Linked DNA regions of Homo sapiens: region 1 is linked to region 2. A link is an interaction called in ENCODE POLR2A ChIA-PET data of the cell type or tissue named here. Cell type or tissue: Panc1. All regions are shown on one strand. Each heading gives the region's core, and the rest is flanking DNA. Links, peaks and the distances in the headings are about the cores only. Region 1 overlaps IL6ST (interleukin 6 cytokine family signal transducer). Region 2 overlaps IL31RA (interleukin 31 receptor A).

Region 1 (8,555 bases), core at 2,682-6,681, 66 kb after region 2:
AACCCCTGTTCTAAATACAATATAATTAAATTAATTTTCTTTTTGTTTGTTATGGGCTGAACTGTTCCCCCCAAAAAATATGTTGAAGTCTTAACCCCAGTAGCACAAAATGTTACTCTATGGGCAGATTTAATTGGATGTTATAGTGGAGTATAATAGGCCTTTAGTACAATATGACTGGTGTCTTTAAAGAGACAGAGCCAGGAAGAATACCATGTGAATACACAGGCAGAGATTGGAGTTATGCAGCTGTAAGCTAAGGAATCTCAACGACGATGGCTACCACCAGAAGCTAGGAGAGGCAAAGGAAGATTCTATCCAAAGTCTCAAAAGGACTTCTAGCCTCCAAAACCTTGAGAGAATAAATTTGTTGTTTTGAGCCACCCAATTTGTGGTACAGGTTGAACATCCCAAATCTAAAAACTGAAATGCTCTAATTCCAAAACGTTTTGAGCTCTGGCATTTTGGATTTCAGATTTTAGGATTTGGGATGCTTAACTTTAAGTATATAATGCAAATACAACACAAACTGAAAAAAAAAAATCCAAAATCCAATATACTTCTGTTACTAAGTATTTCAGGTAAGGGATACTGTAACAAAGGGATGCTCTATTACAGTAGCCCCTAGGAAACTAACACATAGTGTGTGTCCCCAAAATAGAAGGTAAGTGAAGAGTGGAATGGCTAGGCCCTACGGCAGGTGTGTGCTTGGCTATATCTTCTTTGATGATGTGTCTGTTCAAACATATTGATCAACTGGGTTTCCTGTTTTCTCATTAAGTTTTGAAAGTTCTAAGAAGATATTCTGGCCTTTATTAGAAAATGGATTTACGCATTATTTTCTTGTATGCTTGTCTTTTCATTCTTTTAACAGTATCTTTTGACGAATAGGAGGTTTAATTTTAATAAAGTTCAATTCATCAATTTGTGTTTTTGATGTATCTAAGAAGTCTTTGCTTAATCTAAAATCATAAAGGGCCCGACGCAGTAGCTCACACTTGTAATCCCATCACTTTGGGAGGCCGAAGTGGGTAGATCACCTGAGTTCAGAAGTTCGAGACCAGCCTGGGTATATGGTGAAACCCTGTCTCTACTAAAATATTTTAAAAATTAGCCGGGTGTGGTGGTGCACATCTGTAATCCCAGCTACACAGGAAGCTGAGGCAAGAGAACTGCTTGAACCCGGGAGGCAGAGGAGGCTGCAAGTGAGCAGAGATAGCACCACTGCACTCCAGCCTGGGTGACAAAATGAGACTCCTTCTCAAAAAAAAAAAAATATAAAAAATAAAAATAAAGTCAAAAAGGTTTTTTCCTACAAGTTTTATAGTTTTAGGGTCATTTAGGTCTCAGTTATTTCAAGTTAATATTTATGTGTGGTGTCAAGCTGAAATTTGAGTTCATTTTGTATATACGGATAATTGTTTCAAAACTATTTGCTGAAAAAATTATCCTTTCTCAAGTGAATTGCCTTTGCGTCTTTCTTAAAAATCAGTTGTTCACAGGTGTGGGTCTATTTGGCTACTCTCAATTCCAGGGTGGGCAAGCTTTTCATGTATGAGGTAGGAGGTAAATATTCTAGGTTTGTGAGCCATAAGGTCTCTATTGGAGCTACCAATCTACTGTTACGACACAAAAGCAACCATAGAAAATACATAAACAAACAGGGGTGGCTGTGTTCTAACAGTACTTTATGAAAACAGAAGGTAGGATGACTCCTACTCTATTTGTTCCACTGATCAATTTGCTTATTTATATGCTACCACCACACTGTCGTGATGACTTTAGCCTTATAAATCTTGAAATCAATATTCTGTGTGCACTTAAAAAGCACTGCTGCTGCTGGTAGAGTGTTACATAAATGGTCATTACGTGAATTTGGTTGATAGTGTTCAAATCTTCCATATCCTTACTGATTTTCTGACTACTACTTCTATCATTGTTCAAAAAGGGATATTGAAATCCCTGAATATAACTGTGGATTTACTTCTCCTTGCAGTTTTTACCCTGTTGTGTTTTGAAACTATGTTATTTGGTAGATCCTTTTGATAAATTGACCCTTTTATCATTAGGAAATGCCCTTCTTTACCACTGGTAACATTCTCTGAAATCTACTTTGATATTACTATAGCCAATTCTGTCTTACTTTGATTAGTGTTATCATGACATATCCTCTCCCATTCTTTTTTGTTTAATCTGTATGTTTCTTCATATTTAAGTGGCATCTTTAGGGGGTAGGCAGCATGTGGTTGTATCCAATCTGATAATCTCTGCTTTCCAATTGGGTGTTCAGACCATTTACATTTAATATAATTTGTGATATGATTAGGTTTAAAGCTATCAGCTTCATATTTGTTTTCTTCTTGACTGTTCTTTGTTCCTGTTTACTTTTCTGCATTTATTTTTCTTAATTATTTTTTATTCTCTTTTCCTTGTTAGCTAATAAGCTATAATTCTTTGTTTTCTTATTGGTTGCTTTAGGTTTATAGTGTACATCTTTAACTTTTCACAATCTATCTTCAAGTAATATTATGTCACCTCAGGCATAGTATATAATAGTATACTTCCATTTCTCCCCCCAGACCTTTGTGCTATTTTAGCATATATTTTACTTTTGCATATATTAAAACTTCACATTGGTAGCTCCCACCTGAAATCCCATCACTCTGGGAGGCCAAGGCAGGAGGATCACTTAAGCCCAGAAGTTTAAGATCAGGTTGGGCAATATAGTAAGACTCTCGCCTCTACAAAAAATAAAAAGTTAGACAGCTGTGGTGGTGCATGCCTGTTGTCCCAGCTACTCAGGAGGCTGAGGTGAGAGGACTGCTTGAGCCTTGGAGGTCGAGGCTGCAGTGAGTTGTGGTTGCACTACTGCATTCCAGCCTGGGTGACAGAGTGAGACTGGCACATATTTACTCGTGTGGTTACCATTTCTAGAGCTTTTAATTCCTTTGTATAGATCCGTATTTCCATCTGGTATCATTTTCCTTGGGCCTGAAAAACTGCCTTTAACATTTTTTTGTAGTATGGTTAGAGAAAAGTCTAAATAGATTTGAAAACAAAACCAAAGTGTGAATGCTAACAAGTATTTAGCCTAAAATAAGCACAGTTCAAAATGAGAAAAGATACTGCTAATTACTATATTAACAGACCAAAGGAAAATGACAGGGTCATTCCAACAGATGTTTGAAAAGCATCTGATAACATTCAACAACTGTTCATCTAAAACTTAAAAATAACAACAAAGTGTCAGAAAACTAAGACTGAAAGAGACCATCCTTACCTTGGTGAAGGATAACAAAGATGATACAGGGACTCTAGAACCAGATTGCTTGTGTTCAAATTTCAGTCCCTATATTTTAACATCTTAGGCAAGTTTTTAAATAGCCTTCACTTTTACTTCCTTTATCTGTAAACATGGGGTACCACCACCACCTACCCATCTAGGAATGTTATGATGATTAAATAACTCATTATACATAAAGTGCTTAGAATCATTTGGCTCATTGTAACTACTCAATAAAAGGTTAACAGCTGTTATTATTAGTGCAGCTCTTGCTGTTGCTGCCACAGGTACTACTATAAGAAACCTACAAGGCCAGGCATGGTGGCTTACGCCTGTAATCCCAGCACTTTGGGAGGCCGAGGCAGGTGGATCACAAGGTCAGGAGTTTGAGACCAGCCTGGCCAATATGGTGAAACGCTGTCTCTACTAAAAATATGAAAATTAGCTGGTCGTGGTGGTGGGCACCTATAGTCCCAGCTACTTGGGAGGCTGAGGCAGAAGAATTGCTCGAACCCGGGAGGCAGAGGTTGCAGTGAGCCGAGAATGCACCACTGCACTCCAGCCTGGGCGACAGAGTGAGGCTCTGCCTCCAAAAAAAAAAAAAAAAGGAAGAAAGAAACCTATAATAAGCATCTATAGGTTTAAAGGTAAAAATTAGAAGCGTTCCTATTAATGTCAAGATTCAGACAAGATGCTTGAAGTCATCAGTTATTCACCACTGCTCTAAAGGGCTTAAGCAAAAATATAATAAATAAGATCTAAAAATGGAAAATAAATTGTGAATGATATGATCATCTATCAAGAAAGAGTGAGAATCACATGACAAACTATTAGGACTATTGAGAATTTAACACAGTAGTCAAACAAAACATCATCAAAAAATAATAGGACTATTTAGAGTTTAACATAACAGTCAAACAAAACATCATCAAAAAATAGCTCTCCAGCTGGCGCGGTGGCTCACGCCTATAATCCCAGCACTTTGGGAGGCCGAGATAGGCAGATCACCTGAGGTTGGGAGTTCGAGACCAGCCTGACCAACATAGAGAAACCCTGTCTCTAATAACAATACAAAATTAGCCGGGAGTGGTGGCGCACACCTGTAATCTCAGCTACTTGGGAGGCTGAGGCAGGAGAATCACTTGAACCCAGTAGGCGGAGGTTGCAGTGAGCCGGGATGTCGCCACTGCACTCCAGCCCAGGCAACAAGAGCAAAACTCCATCTCCAAAAAAAAAAAAAAAAGCTCTCCTACATACCAGTAATAACTAATTAGAAAATGTAACAGAAGGCTGGGTGCAGTGGCTCACGGCTGTAATCCCAGCACTTTGGGAGGCCGAGGTAGGTAGATTGCTTGAGCCCAGGAGTTCAAGACCAGCCTAAGCAACATGGCAAAACCCCATCTCTATAAAAAATAAAAAAAAAATAAAAAAAAAAATCAGCCGGGCATGGTGGACCATGCCTGTAATCCCAGCTACTCAGGAAGCTGAGGTGGGACAACCACTTGAGCCTGGGCTTATAGAGGCTGCAGCAAGCTAAGAAGCCAAGATCTTGCCATTGTACTCCAGCCTGGGTAACAGTGCGAGGCTCTGTCTCAAAAAAAAAAAAAGTCTCGCAGAAAAAAAAAAAAAGGGCAGTCTAAAGGTAAAGTAAACATAGCACTGATTGGCAAATGAATAGACAACTAAATCAATGGTACAAAACAAAACACACTCAAGTGTATATAAGAATTTAGTATCTGATTTTTTAAAAGGTTGCTCATTTGCTGGGAAAATAAAGGACTATTCAATAAATAGTATTGGGACAACTGGCTCCATAAGCAAAAAAGAAAAAAAAGAACCCCATTTCATCAGACAAAAAGACACACACTCATGCACGTGCACATGCATGTATAAGCATACACTCTCTCTCCAGATTAAGGACCTAAATGCAAAAGCAAAATTATAAGCATATTGAAAAACACATAGAATATGCTTATGACCTTAGGGCCTTTTAAAATTAGACTATTTTAGCCAAATGAAAAGGTTTACAGAGCACTTTGATGAACATCCATGTTCTCACCATTGCTTAAGAAATAAAAGCTCAAGCTTTTATTCAATTTTTATTCCGTTACAAACATAATTGAAGCCATATAAATAGTTCTTGCCTTTAAGAAGTCCAAAGTTTAGAGATGCAGAATATGCACAAAGTGCCACAGGAGCACAGAAAATACCCAATTCAGACAGGGGCCAGGAGCGCCCAGTCTTAAAATAAGGGTAGGGGTTCCTAGATAGAGAAAATAGCACACATATGAACTCTACATCATCTTTGACTCTAATTGTCAAGTGAAGATTACCAATGACAAAATCCCAGAGCATGCCAGTCTAACCAGAGCTATGCTATCTGAAACATAGCTCTGATTAACTCACTTTGCACTAGGGGGTGGGGTTGGGGGTAATACATAAAACAGAACATCCAAACAAAAAAAGACTGAGCAGATCAATCAACCTTAGAGCAAAGGGTGAAGCTGATTGCTTAAAAGAAAATGAAACTTTGGAGGCAGAACATTCCAAATGTAACAGGGCAACAGATTTACAGTGCTGAAAGGAATGAATCTCCTGCTCTGGATATGTATACACACAGCTTTAAAACAATCATCTATATACTATAGCCATTTTTCAGCCAATGTAGCTCTCTTATTCACGATCAATCAGCTAATTTCTTATTAAATCTTACTAAGATACACTAGATAGCCGCAAAGTTTAAAAAAAAAAGAAGAAGAAGAGACTGTAGCCATTTTGACTATATATATCACAAGTGTTTCTGAAGCCTTTCACATTGTTGACCATCCCTGGTTCTTGAATTTCTCCTATATCCTGGTTTCTATGTAACCAGATAATGTAGTTGAATTCTTTCCTTTATCCTCTTTCTTGTCTCCTTTACTGAATTCTCTGCTAGCTTTTATCTCCAGGCTATGAAGGTACCCAAAGATAAAGTACTGGGCATCGACTTTTCTTTTTAAATACCAACTTCTTTGAAGACATGACTTCAACTACTACCTTCAAACAAAATAATTTCAAGAATTTTGGCTTGGATCTTTCTTTTAATTCCAGTTACATTTCATCTTCTTAGATATTCTGTCTCTGAGTCTTATCAATTTAAGAGGTCTAAAAACAATACACCATAGGTACATGCTCATGAACACATATACACATAAATGCCCACCCACTTTTTTTGTTTATTATACTTTAAGTTCTAGGGTACATGTGCACAACATGCAGGTTACATATGATACATGTGCCATGTTGGTGTGCTGCACCCGTTAACTAGTCATTTACATTAGGTATATCTCCTAATGCTATCCCTCCCCCCTCCCCCTACCCCATGACAGGCCCTGGTGTGTGATGTTCTCCACCCTGTGTCCAAGCGTTCTCATTGTTCAATTCTCACCTATGAGTGAGAACATGCGGTGTTTGGTTTTCTGTCCTTGCAACAGTTTGCTCAGAATGATGGTTTCTAGCTTCATCCATGTCCCTACAAAGGACATGAACTCATCCTTTTTTACGGCTGCATAGTATTCCATGGTGTATATGTGCCACATTTTCTTAATCCAGTCTATCATTGATGGACATTTGAATTGGTTCCAAGTCTTTGCTATTGTGAATAGTGCTGCAATAAACATACGTGTGCATGTATGTCTTTATAGCAGCATGATTTATAATCCTTTGGGTATATGCCCAGTAATGGGATGAATGCCCACACACTTTTTAAAAAGTCACAAGGACTTACCATTTTTCCCTATCTACAAACAACTCATCCTCTTCAACTGCCTAAGTCAATGGAGTCCATCGTTTCTCTCATCTATGCAGTACATTTTAGCTTTTCTCAGTTACAAATCTTATCCTGTCTTCTCTCCCATAATATCTTTCCCACCCATCTCTTCTTTTTACTCTCTACCACAAACTAACCTAATTTGGACATTGATCACCTCAATAATTTCAACTGTGTTCCTGCTTCCAGTCTCTTTCCTCCCCACCAAGCATTCTGAACATTGTTGGTGGATCACTCTCTCTACAACACAACTTTAAACCTGTCATTCTTCTCCTCAACAGCTTTTTAAAGGGTGAATAATAATGCCAAATATTCTAACTATTTAAGAACCTAAAATTTTGGCTTTGATGTGCCTATCCAATCTATCTTTTCCAATACTCAAGTTTCTCTATTCTAAAAAAAAAAAAAAATCCTTTCCTCAGACTCCTCCCTCAAGCTACCTTACTACTATACTTCTAGAGAGAACTGCTTGCAATTGCAAGCAATCTGGCTTTTTTACTCCAATAATGCTGAAATTATTCTTGTAGTTTCCAAACTGCAAAGCAAATACTTAAGCTCCTCATTTTGCTTGACCACACCATGCCATTTATAATTCGGTCTTATCTTTCATCACTCCCTACTAACCATCCCTGTAGACTCAGCAAACCACTAGACTTCCTCTAACATACCTTGTTCTTTCAGTCTGTGCTTCTACATATATTATTCCAATGTCTTTCCTGACTCTGCTGTGCACTACAAACTGCTTTTGAAGTATCATCTCTTATATGGAATTTCCCCCCACTTCAAACATCTTTGCTGTCAGTGTACTCTTACATCATTCCCTAACAGGACTCAGAACACTGCACAGTAATTGTTTCACATATCTTGATATCCTCAGAATCTACCATAGTTTGAGGCACCTGGTGGACAATTAAGGGTGGGTTTTTATAGACTTTCTGGTATGATCTTATTTTCTATCTACTCGCTGTCGCTCAAGCGTACTGTATGGAGACGCAGGATGTATCATGGTTAAGAGGTCAGATTCTGAAGCCAGGCTGTCTATGTATGACCTTTAGATCTACCACTTAGCTGGGCAAATTAATTAACCTTCTTGTGCCTGGGTTTCCCTATGTGTAAAAAGAGGATTTTATCCTATTATTATTAGACCTACTTCATAATATTATGAAGATTAAATGCCTTAATATGGGCAAAGTGCTCAAAACAGCAACTGGCACAACATAAGCACTAAATATATTGCCTGTTTTAATTAATAGACCTTAGTTACTGCTGATCCTTTCCACAAGCTAGTCCTATATTATGTTCTATATTCTCCATTCTACATTTTGTCCTCCATTCGCTATTATTAATGGGCTGTCTTCATTTTTCCCTTTATCCAAATCCTACCCAGGTTTCAAGGCCAACTTCTGGTAAATCCTTTGCTCATTCCAATCCTTAAATGCTCACTCCAATCCTTAAACGATCATT
Region 2 (7,649 bases), core at 1-4,000:
TGAATACATTATGTTCTCCCATATATAAAAATTCATGCATGAGCAAAGCATTTTGAACATCCATGAAAAACCCCATGGCGGGCCTGCATGGTGTGGTTTGCTAAGGCATCCCTTGGTTGATAGGATTCGTTTAAAGGTCCTCCTAGTATAGAGTGCAATGCGATAAACATTTATCTTTTCTTACCTTTGTCCTGTCTCTTTGGGGCTGTTTTCAAAAGTGGAATTGCTGGTCAGAATTTTATGGTTGTCACATTTTGCGTGACTGTGTCCCATCAAAGGTTATGCTGATTTACAGTATCACCAGACATGTCTGACGGATCCTTTGTCCTTTTCCACTGAGAATCAGCTGTCTACCACTGTGAGCTTGATTTTGTCAATTTATCGGGAATAGTTAATGAAACTTTATAGTTATTTGTGTTGCTTTAATCCTTGTGAAGCCAAACTTTTCTTTTTTTATTGTTGCCATGTCCCTGTGTTGACATTACAGAATGTTCTCTGCCTCCGTGCTCCTGGGGACATTGACAGACCAGCTGAGTTGCTAGAAATAAGAGGGACTCAGTAGGCCCTTAGCACAGCGGGTGGACTTTGCCATTTGGTTGACTATTTAAAATACTTGTTTTTGTAGGGCATCTGAAAAAGAAATTTCACACTGGTGTATTTTGTTAATTGTTTCTACGTAAATGTTGATTATTGACAAGCCTACTTGTAATCAAAATGTGTAGTGTGGTCAGTGTCTTGCACTCTTATGTTGTGGCGGGGGGGGGGGGCGGTTCCTGAAGAGTGGAGTGTGACTAAGGATAACAGCAGTCCTCATTTCCTTTGGACACTGGGGTCAGTGGGGAGAGAGTTTGCTCCGAAGCACAAACAGCTCCAATCCATGCTGGAAGAGACCCCAGGCCACAATAGCCCTTGACACAGAGCTCTATGCAGGGCTGTGCTGCCCAAGACGCTTGTCGTGTGCTGATGAAAAGGGCTGGGGAGAAGCAAGGGGCAGGGGAGGGGCAGAACTCCACAAGAGGGCAAAACCTGCTGTCAGCAATGCTCTCGTGGCTGTTCAAGGGAAGTGAGATACTTGTACTATGCATTTCATTTTTAGGACTAGAATTCTGTCTTCCTGCCCAACTTCAATATAAGTGTGGACTAAAATGCGAGAAAGGTGTCCTGTGGTCTATGCAAATTAGAAAGGACATGCAGAGTTTTCCAACTAGGAAGACTGAATCTGTGGCCCCAAGAGAACCATCTCTGAAGACTGGGTATGTGGTCTTTTCCACACATGGACCACCTACGGATGCAATCTGTAATGCATGTGCATGAGAAGTCTGTTATTAAGTAGAGTGTGAAAACATGGTTATGGTAATAGGAACAGCTTTTAAAATGCTTTTGTATTTGGGCCTTTCATACAAAAAAGCCATAATACCATTTTCATGTAATGCTATACTTCTATACTATTTTCATGTAATACTATACTTCTATACTATTTTCATGTAATACTATACTTCTATACTATTTTCATGTAATACTATACTTCTATATTAAAGTTTTACCCACTCAGCCAGGTGCAGTGACTCACACCTTTAATCCCAGCACCTTGGGAGGCTGAGGTGGGCAGATCACTTGAGGTCAGGAGTTTGAGACCAGCCTGGGCAACATGCTGAAACCCTGTCTCTACAAAAAATACAAAAATTAGCCAGGCGTGGTGGTGCGCACCTGTAATCTCAGCTACACGGGAGTCTGAGGCAGGAGAATCACTTGAACCCGCGAGGCAGAGATTGCAGTGAGCCAAGATCGTGCCTCTGCTCTCCAGCCTGGGCAACAGAGCAAGACCCTGTCTTAAAGTTTTACCTACTCAGCTATCTAAACTGAGGCTCCACAATGTAAATACGTGAGAGATCAGGGAAGCCTGGTGGCTGTGGGAAAGGGCTCCAGTTGACCAGGACTCGGCAGCTCATTACACTCTTTGCTGCAGGAAATGACTCCTGCCTGCATTTCCTGTGGAGGATCCGAGACCCACGCCCGGGCTCTCATTGTCTTCCTATTCCAGGCTCCTTCCCGCTCCTGGAGCTGCCGCTGGGTCTCAGCTCTCTGCTCTGAGGCTACGCCGCAGCTACAGCTCCCTGACCTGTTCCTGTTCAGGCTCCCAGGAAACCTCAGAGTGGCAGGTGCCTGCTGTTTCCTCTGTCTCCCGCCCATCCCACCACGGCCTCTCCTGTACTTTCAATTTGTTTTTCTTTAGCCATTCCTTCCCTTCAGCTTCTAAACACAGTTGGGTCACTTCCATTAAAGAAAGAAAGAGCCCCTGGATCTTCCTCTCCCTCTGGCTGCCCACAGACTCTTGTCACAACGCAGGCCGTGGTTTAAAGGGAACGTGGTCTACAGCCCGTCTGGCAGCTTCTCCAGGCAGCTGAACTTGTTTCCGTTTTTGGTAGTGAGAAAATTGCACCGCTAGAACTTTCTAGAGGTGTAGAAAGCAGGGAGTCACTCAACCCATTCTGGTTCGGGGGACTGCCAGATTTTTTTTAAAAAAAAGGGGGTGTAGAAAGCAAGTGAGACCAAACAATTTTGGGACAAGGAATACGGACACAGAACAGACTGGTAAGTACCCAAGTGTATGACAAACATCCACCATGGATCTAGGAGAAGCCCTGGGGCAGGGTGATATTCACCCGCAGAGACCCCTGTTCATCACTAAGCTTATGAAGAACCATTGACTGGCATTTAACACCAGGTGCTGTGCTCAAGGTGTGGCACGCAGTACCCAGTAAGCCTCACAACTGCATTGTGAGTAGGTAGCTCTGGCCAGTGGCAGATGAGGAGGCTGTGCTCAGAGAGGCTAGATGACTTGGCGGAGGCTCTCTGAGGCTCTAAGCGGGAAGTGGGGGGTTGGAGCCCAGCCCTTTGACTTTCCTTGTGCTTTTCTACCTCGGGTGAGTAAGATGACCAAGGGACTGGGGAGATCAAGAGGAGTGGAGACTCCAAGGGGACCCCTTTTTGGTGAGACGTGTAGACCATTCCCCTCTCCCCTGGGTGCCTGCAGAGAGCTCTTGAGACTGGTTTTAGAGCCAGTGAGGTCTAAGAGAAATGCTGACGGCAGGTGTGGGGATGGAGAGGGGAACCATGTCCATGTTCACAGCCCTGGTGACAAGAAGACAGAAGCCCCCAGGGACCCAGAGCTTCAGAAGGGTTTACGATGGCTACAGAAGCAGGTAGTCCCATGACGGTGTAGAATCTGTAAGCACCCCCAGGAGCTGGGCAGGGCAAAAGCAGGTCTGCTGGAAGAGTGGATGTCCCATGACTGTTGGAATAAGGTACCACGTGGGTGCCTCCTCCCACCCCTCCTTCCCCCTCCCCCACCCCCACGCGCCCTTGGGGCAAAGCGAGACTCGTATCAAAATAAAAATAAGTTATTGGCTCACGAGTTACACTTTCAGAGTCCACAGACTTAGCAAGGATTCGTGTCCTCTTGCCGCTGTAACACATTTCCATAAGCTCAATGCCTTAAACAACAGGAATTGATGATTTCACAGTTCTGCAGGTTGGAAGTCACACTGGGCTACAGTCCAGGTGCTGGCAGGGCTGTGTTCCTCTCTGGAGGCCATAGGGAAGAGTCTTCCTTGCCTCCTCCAGCTCCTAGGCGATGCCTTTATTCCTTGGCTTGCGGCTCCTTCCTCCGTCTGCGGAGCCAGCGGTGTTGCGTCTCTCAGTTCTGCAGTCACACTCGCTCTGTGTGCAGGACCTGGGCTGCACAGCATGAAGGCCCCAACTAAAGCCTCCGTCTCCATGTAGGGACTTTCTCCCGAGATGCCAGGTTTGTCCTTTTAGGAGTTCCTGGCCCATAGAAGACTGTGGCTATATAGTCTTATGTGAGATCAGAACCCAATGGGAGCTTGATGGGAACTGAGCCCAGAAACCCATCAAAATCTCATCTTATTGTTGTCAAAGCTATAGGGCCAAAGGATCTAGGGCCTAGAAAACCTAGCCCTAGATCCATGGCCCAGGGGGCTCACTAACAGTGCCCCTAGAATTAGACATCCCAGGTCCCTGGCCCAGCTGGATTCCCACAGGCCTTGCTCTGCAGGGACAAGATCCTGAGAGAGCAGGAGGGGCAGACTCTGGGGGTAGAACCAGGGGCTGTCTTGGCCTCGGCCCATCAGAACCACAAGCGCAGGCCCATGGAAGGGCGAATAAGGGGAAGTCCAATAACAATAAGGTCCAAATGAACTTCCATCTGAATTCAGAATTCTTAAGGATTAGCAAGTGCTGGAGTTTGTGCAGGGCTCAGGGGTCCAGGAAGGTGCACCCCAGTTAGTGAAAAGCCTAGGGTGCTGGTTCAGTCAAAACCACGACTGCATATGTGCACCTCACACATCTCCCAGGGGCTTGATTTCAAACCTTCCTTCATAGGAAACAAGCCACAGGACACAAAACACATCCAGTTGGCCTTTTGAAAGAAATAATATGTATTTACTTAGAAACAAAATTGCACTTTTCCCTATAAGTCAACAAATGCTAAGGATTCTGGACGTCAAATACCTCCCAAGACGTTTTATCAGCCAGACTTTGTTGTCCTTCAGGAAAAAATATGAGTTCCAGGAAAAATGACAGGCATGCAGGATGCTGATTTCCTTCCTGATGGTAAGACAGCAGCCTCCTAGACTGACGATTTCGTGACTTCTCAGGGGCTGGGTCCGGAGAACACCTTACTTTAAACAAAGGGAGAATGCTCTGTCCAAAGGCATCTTCTCTTGAACCCAAAGCAATGTTTTCCCATCATATATCAGAATTTTCACTCTTTTCTAGATCCTTATCCCCTCACTACCCCTTCCCCATCAAAAATATAAAACAAGAAATTTTAAAAAAATCTTTTTTTTCTTAGAAACACAGTCTAACTTTGTTGCCCAGGTCAGAGTGCAGTGGTGTGATCATGGCTCACTGTAGCCTCCATCTCCTGGGCTCAAGGAATCCTCCCACTTCAGTCTCCCACATGGCTGGGATTGTGCCACTACACCCGGCTGATTGTTTTGTTTTTTTGTAGAGATGGGGGTCTTGCTTTGTTACTCAGACCAGACTGGTCTTGAACTCCTGGCCTCAAGCAATCCTGCTGCTTCAGCCTCCCAAAGTGCTGAAATTACAGGCATGAGCCACTGTGCCCGGCACAAAATCTTCCAAAAAACAAAACAAAATGAAAACCCCAGGAGTCCTGAATATCATCCTTTGAGTCCTCCTGACCTCCTTGTCTGAGAGAGCCTTGAGTGAAGGAGCTCAGGACGGTACCCCTGAGGCCTGCACTCCAGCCTAGGTGACTGAGCATGGGTGACCCGTCACTGTGCTGCCGACAGCAGAATGGACTGACAGGGCTTCCAGATGGACACCGTCCCTGTAAGAGCATCTTAATGCCTCAGGCTAAGTCCCATGTCAGAGTCAGGGCTTAGCTAACTTAACAGGTGGGAAGCTAACTTAACTCACGGCATGTTTACAAGTGTGATAACATTTATAAATTCTAAAATAATAAAGCTAATTGTATTAGTCTGTTCTCACACTTCTAATAAAGACATACTTGAGACTGGGTAATTAATAAAGGAAAGAGGTTTAATGGACTCACAATTCCACATGGCTGGGGAAGCTTCACAATCATGGTGGAAGGCAAAAGGCACGTCTTACTTGGCAGCAGGCAAGAGAGAAGGAGAACCAAGTGAAAGGGGAAACCCCTTATAAAACCATCAGATCGGCCAGGTATGGTGGCTCCTGCCTGTAATCCCAGCACTTTGGGAGGCCGAGGCAGGCGGATCACCTGAGGTCAGGAGTTCGAGACCAACCTGACCAACATGGAGAAACCCTGTCTCTACTAAAAATACAAAATTAGCCTGGCGTGGTGGCACGTGCCTGTAATCCCACCTACTCAGGAGGCTGAGGCAGGAGAATCACTTGAACCTGGAAGGTGGAGGTTGCGGTGAGCTGAGATCGCGCCATTGCACTCCAGCCTGGGTAACAAGAGTGAAACTCCATCGCAAAAAACAAACAAACAAAAAACAAAAAAACACCATCAGATTGCGTGAGACTTATTCATTACCACGAGAACAGTTTGGGGGAATTGCCCCCATGATTCAATTATCTCCCACTAAGTCCTTCCCACAACACGTGGGAATTATGAGAATATAATTCAAGATGAGGTTTGGGTGGGGACACAGCCAAATCATATCACTAATGAACCCACTTAATTAAATATTCTTCAATTTTGTGATTTTCTTTTCTTGGTTATTTGCCATCAATTGTTTTCTTCAGGTCAAGCATATTTTTGTAGGTCCCCAAAAAAACTCACTGGCCTGGGAGCCTGCCTCTCTGTTGCCAGGTGGATAGAATATCTCTGGCTAAGTGTTGTAATGAAAATGCCCTGCTGGCGTCTAATTGGAGACCATTGCCGGGTGGTCCCAGGTGGAGGGCATAGGGTTGGGGTCAGCTTGGGCTGTGGGTGGAGAGGCAGGAGGTCACCTGCAGGCTGACAGGACCCAGCCATCGTTTCCCCTCGTCCCAGACTAGGTGTTAAACGTGAAGCATTAACAGGTAGTCCTGATGGGCCTTTCTGGAGTTTGCTAAACTGAGGTCTGGTGAGTGAGTCTGACGCTTTGGGTGGTTCTGTGTGCAACTATCACCTGGACCCTCCTGTGAACACTGTCACCGCAGATAAGGACCACGCCCAAAGTGTCCCAATTCTGAATGCTGTATTTGTACAGGGATGGGGTTAGGAATGGAACCTTAGGTTAAGTCCCCCCAAAGCAAATCCTGAGACAAACATCCAGGTGTAACTAATTCATCCAGGGCACATTCCCAAGAGAAACTGGTGAGCGAGTGAGGGAGGCTTGAGAGGAGGGGAAGACGCCAGGGCAGGGTGGGATTTCAGGCAGAGCCCTGCAGGTCAGCGCCAGTCTCATCCCCAGATGATGCTGGAGGTAAGTGACTCAGTCCTTGGCGCGTGTCCTCCCCAGGCAAGGGGCCTGGGCTATCACACTCCTAAGCTCCTCAGTCTACTAGTAAACAGCTGTCCCCACAGGGTATGAAACCTCCAGGCACATTTGACTGTGTGCTTGGAGGCCAGGAGTCAGGCTCCGGTAGCCTGAGGGAAGCTGTGGAAAGATAACTGCAGGTGCCCGCAGTGGAAAGCAAAGCCCAGGGAAGCTGGTGGAGATGGGGGCAGATCCTGTTGCCAGATTTGGCAATACAAAATGCAGAGCACGTATTTACATAACACACACCAGGTACTGTCCTGTGTGTTTTTCAAAGACTATCTCGTTTAATCCCAGCCTGGCCAGCTCTGGAGTGGGTGCTCCCCTAGTTGTTTTTTTTTGTTTGTTTGTTTTTTGGGTTTTTTTTTTTTTTTTTTTGAGATGGAGTTTTGCTCTTGTTGCCCAGGCTGGAGTGCAGTGGCGCAATCTCGGCTCACCACAACGTCCGCCTCCCAGGTTCAAGTGATTCTCCTGCTTCAGCCTCCCGAGTAGCTGGGATTACAGGCATGCGCCACCACACCTGGCTCATTTTGTATTTTTAGTAGAGACGGGGTTTTTCCATGTTGGTCAGGCTGGTCTCGAACTCCTGACCTCAGGTGATCCGCCCGCCTCAGCCTCCCAAAGTGCTGGGATTACAGGCGTGAGCCACCG

What was found. ChIA-PET counts read pairs that join two places held together with the same protein. Peaks named below come from ENCODE experiments on the same cell type or tissue, not always from the same donor. Only the 100,000 strongest peaks of a DNase experiment are listed, where the experiment ranks them.
Region 1: POLR2A ChIA-PET joins it to region 2 with 8 read pairs; 10 of 35 experiments call an interaction of 5 or more read pairs at or near these places.

The regions. Positions count from the first base shown.
Region 1 is chr5:55,984,258-55,992,812 of GRCh38, forward strand. All of the region lies in intron 1 of IL6ST (interleukin 6 cytokine family signal transducer), which reads right to left. Among named protein-coding and RNA genes, the nearest start is that of IL6ST, 6.4 kb to the right of the region's middle. In Panc1, for the core only: no CTCF peak of the experiment used is centred there; no DNase peak of the experiment used is centred there.
Region 2 is chr5:55,921,300-55,928,948 of GRCh38, forward strand. IL31RA (interleukin 31 receptor A) reads left to right here. Exons shown (of 15, transcript NM_139017.7): 15 at 1-1,551. Among named protein-coding and RNA genes, the nearest start is that of IL6ST, 70 kb to the right of the region's middle. RefSeq lists an enhancer at 1,533-2,133. In Panc1, for the core only: no CTCF peak of the experiment used is centred there; no DNase peak of the experiment used is centred there; H3K4me3 peaks cover 851 bases; H3K27ac peaks cover 371 bases.